Regions from separate parts of the Homo sapiens genome. Here region 1 is linked to region 2. A link is an interaction called in ENCODE POLR2A ChIA-PET data of the cell type or tissue named here. Cell type or tissue: OCI-LY7. All regions are shown on one strand.

The links. ChIA-PET counts read pairs that join two places held together with the same protein. Peaks named below come from ENCODE experiments on the same cell type or tissue, not always from the same donor. Only the 100,000 strongest peaks of a DNase experiment are listed, where the experiment ranks them.
Region 1: POLR2A ChIA-PET joins it to region 2 with 5 read pairs; 2 of 35 experiments call an interaction of 5 or more read pairs at or near these places.

Annotation. Positions count from the first base shown.
Region 1 is chr9:36,829,283-36,833,282 of GRCh38, forward strand. It overlaps PAX5 (paired box 5), which reads right to left. Exons shown (of 10, transcript NM_016734.3): 10 at 3,987-4,000. It overlaps LOC105376030 (a long non-coding RNA gene), which reads left to right. Exons shown (of 3, transcript XR_001746662.3): 3 at 1-970. Among named protein-coding and RNA genes, the nearest start is that of MIR4475, 7.7 kb to the left of the region's middle. In OCI-LY7, no CTCF peak of the experiment used is centred here; no DNase peak of the experiment used is centred here.
Region 2 is chr9:37,067,221-37,071,220 of GRCh38, forward strand. No RefSeq gene overlaps it. Among named protein-coding and RNA genes, the nearest start is that of PAX5, 35 kb to the left of the region's middle. In OCI-LY7, no CTCF peak of the experiment used is centred here; no DNase peak of the experiment used is centred here; H3K4me3 peaks cover 248 bases; H3K27ac peaks cover 1,147 bases.

The DNA of each region.
Region 1 (4,000 bases), 240 kb before region 2:
TTCATTTCTTCTCGCCCTCGCCAGCACTAGGTGTTTTTAAAAAATGATTTTTGTGAAGTCAAATAGTGTTTTCAGTGTCGGATTGAACATTGTGCTCATTTATGAGTGTTCTGTGGATACCTTTACCCATGTCTCTATTGAGGGTGGTAGGATTTTTCATAAAATTGCATGCACATTTTTCATGTATTAAAGGCATTATGCCTTTTCACATTCTTTAGATTTTTCCAACTTCTTTATCTTTGTATTTTGTTAAATGTTTTTGGATACATAAAACTAAAAAAAGAAAATCATAAGATTAAATATTTCAATCTTGTCCTTTGAGACTTTTCCATCTTTTTAAGCTTATAAAGTCATATTTCATATGGAAGTTTGAAATATATTCATCTATAACCCCATTCATTCTATTTAAAACTTTTTAAAGAAACTCTTGGCTCCACTAGGAATTTTTTTGGATGGAAGGTATGAGGTAAGGATCTTCCTGGGGGCCACATTTGGGAGTTCAGATCTGAGGGGCAGAAGCCTCTGGCTTTGGACAAACAGGGGCAGGTGTCACTGGGGTTAGGGGTGGCATAGCACGGGCAGAGGTAGTGTTGATGGGTGAAGAGCAGGTCCCAGCTGGGACTGCTCTCAGGATCTGGGGGTCTCCTTCTTCTCAAATGGTGTCATGGACTAAATTGTGTCACCCCCACATTTATATGTTGAAGTCCTAACCCTCAGTACCTTAGAATGTGACTGTATTTGGAGACTGGGTCTTTGAGAGGTAATGAAGTTAAAATGAGGTCTTTAGGGTGGGCCCTAATCCAGGGTGACTGATGCCTGTGTAAGAAGAGATTAGGACACAGACGCATCCAGAGGGAAGGAGGTGTGAAGACACAGAGAGAAGGCTGAGAAGTAACCAACCCTGCCTGACACCTTCATCTTGGACTTCCAGCCCCAGAATTTCGAGAAAATAAATTGTTTCGGCCACCCAGTGTGTGTTCCTGTGCTCTGTACCCTAACAGACTCACACAGGCAGGTTCTTTGCTAAACGTCCTCAGAGCTGGTCTGTAGTGGAGCTTGCAGAGGCCCCCATCACGATCTGCTGGGAAGACCAAGCAAGGAGAGCAACGTCAACTTTTAAAAATTATCTTCAAATTGTGTGTAATGCACGTGCACTGAAGAAAAATCAGGACATGTAGATAAATAAATCACTAAGATCACCTGGGGTGCTAAAGGCCTCAGTGGTCTAAAATCATAGCAGCTGTGTCTCCTGCAGAGCGTGCTTCCTAGTGATGGCCTCCTCCTGTGGGGCTTTGCAGGCCATGCGTCCCTCCCAGAGACAGCTATTGAGGCAGTGTGCTGAGGAGGCCACAGCAGTGCTCAGTCGGCCAGAAGGGTCCCCTTCCCCACATCACCACACAGCTGGCCAAGAGGCTCCACAGCTATTGGATCTGCGGGGCTGGAAATCCATCTGCTCCCACCCCCATCTGAAACACGCTCCCCTTCGCTGCCTCCTAAGGAAGATGTCAGCCTCTGCTTGCATTTGCCACCTCCTCTCCTCCTTGAGGAACCCCATCTGCTAGGAAATGACATGAGCCTAGGCTAGCCCTCACCTTGATCCAGAACCCAAGCTACCCCTTACCTTTGACCTGGTGGCACCCACAGAGCCTCAGAAGGTAGGCTTGGGGAAAAGGCCACAGTGCCTGGTTAACTCAGAGGTAAATGGTTCAGTATCTCCTCCCAACACACCCATTTTCCCATCTGTGGGGCTTTGTTCACACTGTTACCTGTGCCTGGAATGCCTTCCCTTCCTGCCCTCTCTAAAATTTCCTGTTAAGATTCTGCCCACCCTTCACAGCTCAGCTCAAAAGCCATCTCTTCCAGGAAGCCTTCTCTGGCTACCCCTCCCACAACTGAAAGGAACCCCTCCTGAGACCACACCTCCTTGCCTCCTCCAGCTGTAGGTGATACTGGCCATGTGATGCCTAGAATTAAAATACACACATCACCTGCCCCCAGAGAGCAGGCTCCTGGTTGGTTCATTTCTGCATTCTATCCTCCTCCTGCACCCAGCACAGAGGAGGTTCTGACTAGAATTTGACCTTGAGGTGTAAAATTTTGACTTCCTTACAGTGGAGAAGACATCCTGGGAAAACTCCCATTTGTCATTTGGAAAAACTTTTACACAATGCATAACACTTGTTTCTCATAACACTCTTGAGGTAAGTATTATCAGGTTTATACCCATTACACAGCTGAAGAAATCAAGGCTTCTAGAAGTTAAGAGACTGCTTATATCAGCAAACTGACCATCAAAACCTAGAGCTGAGACTCCCAGGCATGGCTTGCAGGAGGCTTGATCTTTCTGCCCTGCAGCAGTCTCACTCCCCCAGGGGTTTCTTCCGTCCCCAGCACCCAGCATGGGGCTTGGCTCCCTGGGGAGTTCGAGGAACACCTCCCATGGCAGATCTCACTCTTCTGTCTCTGCTCCTCTTTCACTGTCCCTGAGTGCGGAGGGGCTGCTGGAGGCTGCCTGAGGCTGTCAGGGTTGGTACTTCCACCTCCATACCTGGAGGCCTTGCCCACTGCCTCCATTCTGCTGTCACGTGGGGGCTGCACATGCCCTGCTTACTGCAGAGACTGGTGCCCTGTTTCTGGGGAGGGCAGGTCTGAGGCTTCTGTCCCCAGAAAACCAAGGATAGAGCCACAGTGTCAGGAAACGAAGCAGCTGCCCTGCCTCACCAGTTCATAGGTTTGGGGTCCGATTTCAGTTAAAAAAACATGCCTACTTCTCTTTGAAGTTTGTGCTGTAAGTCAGGAGCACTGAGAAGGGAGGAGCCAGGCCAGCACTCTGCCATGGCTCACCCTCTCTCCCTCAGGAATCACCTTCGCCACCATCCATTGCAGAAATGAATGGAGGCCGTGCAGCTGCTTTATTAAATATGAATGAGTTGCTGTCCACGGCCCCCACGCGGTCACTCGCCCACTCCATCTCTGGCAATTACTGAGTTGCACACTGTGCCAACGGGCGCAGCGGTCCCTGCCTGCCCTTGCACACTCTGACATCGCCCGGCAGGGGCAGAGCTCAAGTCTGCAGCTGCCCTACCCGCTGATGAAAAGCCACCTCTGGGCTCCTTTGCACCTGAAATTTTCAGTTCCAAAGGCTTAAGGACAGGACAGAAGGATTGTGGACTCTTGCTCTCCGAGGTCTGACTGGATATGGCCTGTGGCTTTGGGGCCCAGAGGCGAGGTCTCCTGGTGTGAATGGCTTCTGAGTTCTGTCTGGATCCAGGCATTTTAGGTTCCAGGAGGCTCGACAGGATCAAAGTGAAAAGCACATATGGGATGGGGGCGGTGGCTCATGCCTGTAATTCCAGCACTTTGGGGGTGCTGACGCAGGAGGAAGGCTTAAGGCCAGGAGTTTGAAATCAGCCTGGGCAACATAGTGAGAGCCTGTTTCTACAAAAAGTTTTAAAAAATTAGCTGATAATATGTTAGTTTGTAAGTAGGGAAAAATTATTTTAAAAACTAGCTGGGCTTGGTGGTGAACGCCTGTAGTCCTAGCTACTTGAGAGGCTGAGGCAAGAGGGTGGCTTGAACCCAGGAATTCAAGGTTGCAGTGAGCTATGATTGTGCCACTGATAGCAGAGTCCTGGTTGGCCCTGTTCACTTCTGTGTCCCCAGTGCTGGGGACAGAATAGATGCTCAATCAGTGTGTGCTGAATGAATGAATTAGGTGGGAATTACCATTTGGGAACTGAAGAAGTAGACATTAAATCACAGCTAGGAGTCAAATCCAGAGTGGTGGCTCACCCATGACTCAACCTGCCAAGCCTGGGGACATCTCAAGGGTGGATTCTGTGCCTGCTGTCCCCTGCCCAGGGCACAGCCCAATTCTGCAACATGGGTTTGTTTTGACAAAACAATCAAATCCATGCATGACTACGGTACAGTCAAAGTTGTCAAAGGTCATCCTCAAACTAGTAAAAACAAACAAGATCAAATTCTTTTTCTGAACTTA
Region 2 (4,000 bases):
TCCTGAAATTTATAGGAAATTGCGTGGGGCCCCAAATAGCCAAAACAATGTTGAAAAAGAGAAACAAAGTTGGAGAACTCCCACTTTCTGATTTCTTTCTTTCTTTCTTTTTTTAAGAGATGGAGTCTTGCTCTGTCACCCAGGCTGGAGTGCAGTGGCGTGATCTTAGCTCACTGCAACCTCTGCCTCCCGGGTTCAAGCAATTCTCCTGCCTCAGCCTCCTGAGTAGCTGGAACTACAGGTGCACATTGCTGCTCCTGGCTAATTTTTTGCATTTTAGTAGAGACAGGGTTTACTACAAAACTACAGTAATCAAAGCAGTGTGATACCATCATAAGGATGGACATATAGACCAACAGAATAAAGTTGAGAGTCCAGAAATGAACCCAAACACCTATGGTCACCTGATTTTCAACAAGCGTGCCAAGAACATTCAATGGGGGAATAAACAGTCTCTTCAAAATAGTGCTGGGAGAACTGGAAAACTACATGCCAAAGAATGAAGTTGGATCCCTACCTCACTTCATATACAAAGAGTAACTTGAAATGGATCAATGACCTAAATACCAGAGCTGAAAGTATAAAACTACATTAGAAGAAAACATAGGGGTAAATCTTTATGAGTTTGGATTTGGCAATGGATTCTTAAAAGACCCCAAAGCACAAGCAACAAAAGAAAAAATAGATCAATTAGATTTCACAAAAATTAAAACTTTTGCAAATTAAAGGATATTATCAATAAAGTGAAAAGGCAACCTACAGAATGGGAGGGAATATTTACAAACCTTATCTCATAAGGGTTTAGTGTCCAGAATATATAAAGAATGCTTACAATTTGAAACAAAAATACAAACAATTTGCAAATGGGTAGTGAGGCCAGGCATGGTGGCTCTTGCCTGTAATCCCAGCACTTTGGGATGCCAAGGCAGGTGGATCACCTGAGGCCAGGAGTTCAAGACCAGCCTGGCCAACATGGTGACACCCCATCTCTATTAAAAATACAAAACTTAGCCAGGCATGGTGGCGCCTGCTTGTGATCCCAGCTACTGGGGAGGCTGAGGCAGGAGAATCACTTAAACCAGGAATTAAACGGAGGTTGCAGTGAGCTGAGGTCATGCCACTGCACTCCGGCCTGGGCGACAGAGTCAGACCTGTCCCCTGCCACCCCGCCCCCAGAAAAAGAATGAAGCACTGATACACGCTACAACTTGGATGAACCTCAAACATTTTTGTGTTACGTAAAAGGAGCCAGACACAAAAAGTTACATATTGTATGATTCCTTATACACGACGTACCTTGAATAGGCAAATCCCTTGAGACAGAAAGCAGACTCCTGGTTGTCAGAGAATGAGGAAGGGGAGATGGGGAGTTATTACTTAAAGCCTATAGAATATTCTTCTGGGGGTGATGAAAAAGTTTTGAAACCAGAGAGAGGTGGTGGTGGTTGTATTAGGTTGGTGCAAAAGTAACTGCGGTTTTTGTCAAAACTTTTAATTACTTTTAATGGCAACTACTTTGCGCCAACTTAATGCAACATAGTGAATGCACTAAATGCTGCTGAACTGTACACTTTTAAATGATTAATGGGGCAGGGCTCCGTGGTTCCTGCCTGTAATCCCAGCGCTTAGGGAGGCTAAGGAAGTGGGGGATCACTTGACGCCAGAAGTTTAAGACTAGTGTGGGCAACCTAGCAAGACCTAGTCTCTACAGAAAATTTAAAAATTAGCTGGGGGTGGTGGGGTATGCCTGTAGTCCCAGCTACTCGGGACGCTGAGGTAAGAGGACTGCTTGAGCCCAGGAGTTAAAGGTTACAGTGAGTTATGATTTTGCAACTGCACTCCAGTCTAGGCAATGGACAAGACCCTGTCTCTTTAAAAAAAAAAAAAAATAGCTGGGCGCGGTGGCTCACGCCTGTAAGCGCAGCACTTTGGGAGGCTGAGGCGGGCAGATCACAAGGCCAAGAGATCGAGACCATCCTGGCCAAAATGGTGAAACCCCAACTCTACTGAAAATACAAAAATTAGCTGGGTGTGGTGGCACATGTCTGTACTCCCAGCCACTTGGGAGGCTGAGATAGGAGAATTGCTTGAACCCGGGAGGCAGAGGTTGCAGTGAGCCAAGACTGCGCCACTGCACTCCAGCCTGGCGACAGAGTGAGACTCCATCTCAAAAAAAAAAAAAAAAAAAAAAAGCTGCGTGCAGTGGCTAACACCTGTAATCCCAGCACTCTGGGAGGCAGAGGCAGGCAGATCACCTGAGGTCAGGAGTTCGAGACCAGCCTGGCCAACATGGCAAAACCCCGTCTCTACTAAAAATACAAAAATTAGCTGGGTGTGGTGGCAGGTGCCTGCAGTACCAGTTACACAGGAGGCTGAGGCAGGAGAATCACTAGAACCTGGGAGCTGGAGGTTCCAGTGAGCCGAGATTGCACCACTGCACTCCAGCCTGGGCAGGCGACAGAGGGAGACTCTGTCTCAAAAAAAAAAAAAAAGAAAGAAAGAAAGAAAGAAAGAAAGAAAGAAAGAAATGCAGAACTATATTCTGTCTATGTGACATGCACTTTATGTAAAGACAAGTTGAAAGTAAAAGGATCAAAAACAATGTACTATGCAAATAGTTACAAAGGCTGCAGAGACTATACTAATATCAGATAAAGTAGATGTCAAGAAGACAGTATTACAAAGATAAAGAAGGACTTTTCTTAACGAAAAATGATTCATCCATGTAAGTGTATGTTTTTAATAACAACTTCAAAATAGCTGAAGCAAAAATGGTCTCAAATAAATTGAGAAACATGTAAGTTTTCCATTATGGTTGTGCCACATGTTATTTAATCTATTCCTGATTGATGGACATTTAATTTGTTTCTGATTTTTTTTTTACTATTGCCACAATGAATATATTTGTGCATGTGTACATATATCTATATCTATATCTATCTATACTTATGTAGTAGTGTCTACTTAGGAAAGATTCCTAGAATGGATTTGCTGGGTCAAAGGTCATTGTGTCATTTGATTAACATTTTATCAAAATCGTATTTTGATTCAGTACAGCCAAATTCTTCTTCTAAAAGACTTCATCAATTTACCCTCCTACCAACAGTGTATGAGTGTACATTTCTTTTGTTGTTGTTCTAACACTGTTTTCCCATCGCTCCTCGGCTAGAAATCAAAATTTCTCGCATGCATTCAAAGCCCCACAGTCTGGCCCCTCCTTATGTCGCCAGGCCCTCCAGTGCTCCTACTCCCCTCTACTCTCGTCTCCAGCCCCAGTGACATTTCAGTCTCTATTGATTTGCTCCAGGACCTTTGCACCTGCTGTTTCCTCTGCCTGAAATACTTTACCCTTGATGCTTCTTTCAGTTTATTCCTACTTATCCTTCAGATATCATGTCCCGACTTTGTAGAAGCCTTCTCTAACCTTCCTGAATAAGTCAATATCTCCATTGTAGTTTCTCACAGAGCCTCTCATATATAGCATTTATCTAAGATACAATTTTGCATTTGTTTTATTTATTTATTTATTTATTTATTTGTTTGAATACTTTTTTGTAGAGACATGGTCCCTATGTTTATGAGGCTAGTCTCAATCTCTTGGCCTTAAGCAATCCTCCTGGCTCAGCCTCCCACAAGTGAGCCACCATGCCTGGCCTGCACTGGTTTTCTTTCCTTCTTTCTTTTATTTTTGAGACAGGGTCTCACTCTGTTGCCCAGGCTGGAGTGCAGTGGCATGATCATAGCTTACTGCAGCCTGGACTTCCTGGGCTCAGGTGATTCTCCTGCCTCAGCCACCCAAGTAGATGGGAATACAAGTGCCCATGAGCAGGCCCAGCTAATGTTTTGTATTTTTTGGTAGAGATGAGGATTTGCCATATTGCCCAGGCTGATCTCAAACTCCTGGGCTCAAGGGATCCTCCTGCCTCGGCCTCCCAAATTGCTGGGATTACAGGTATGAGCCACCCTGCCCGGCCGTTCACTAACTGAGCTTTCTTACCAG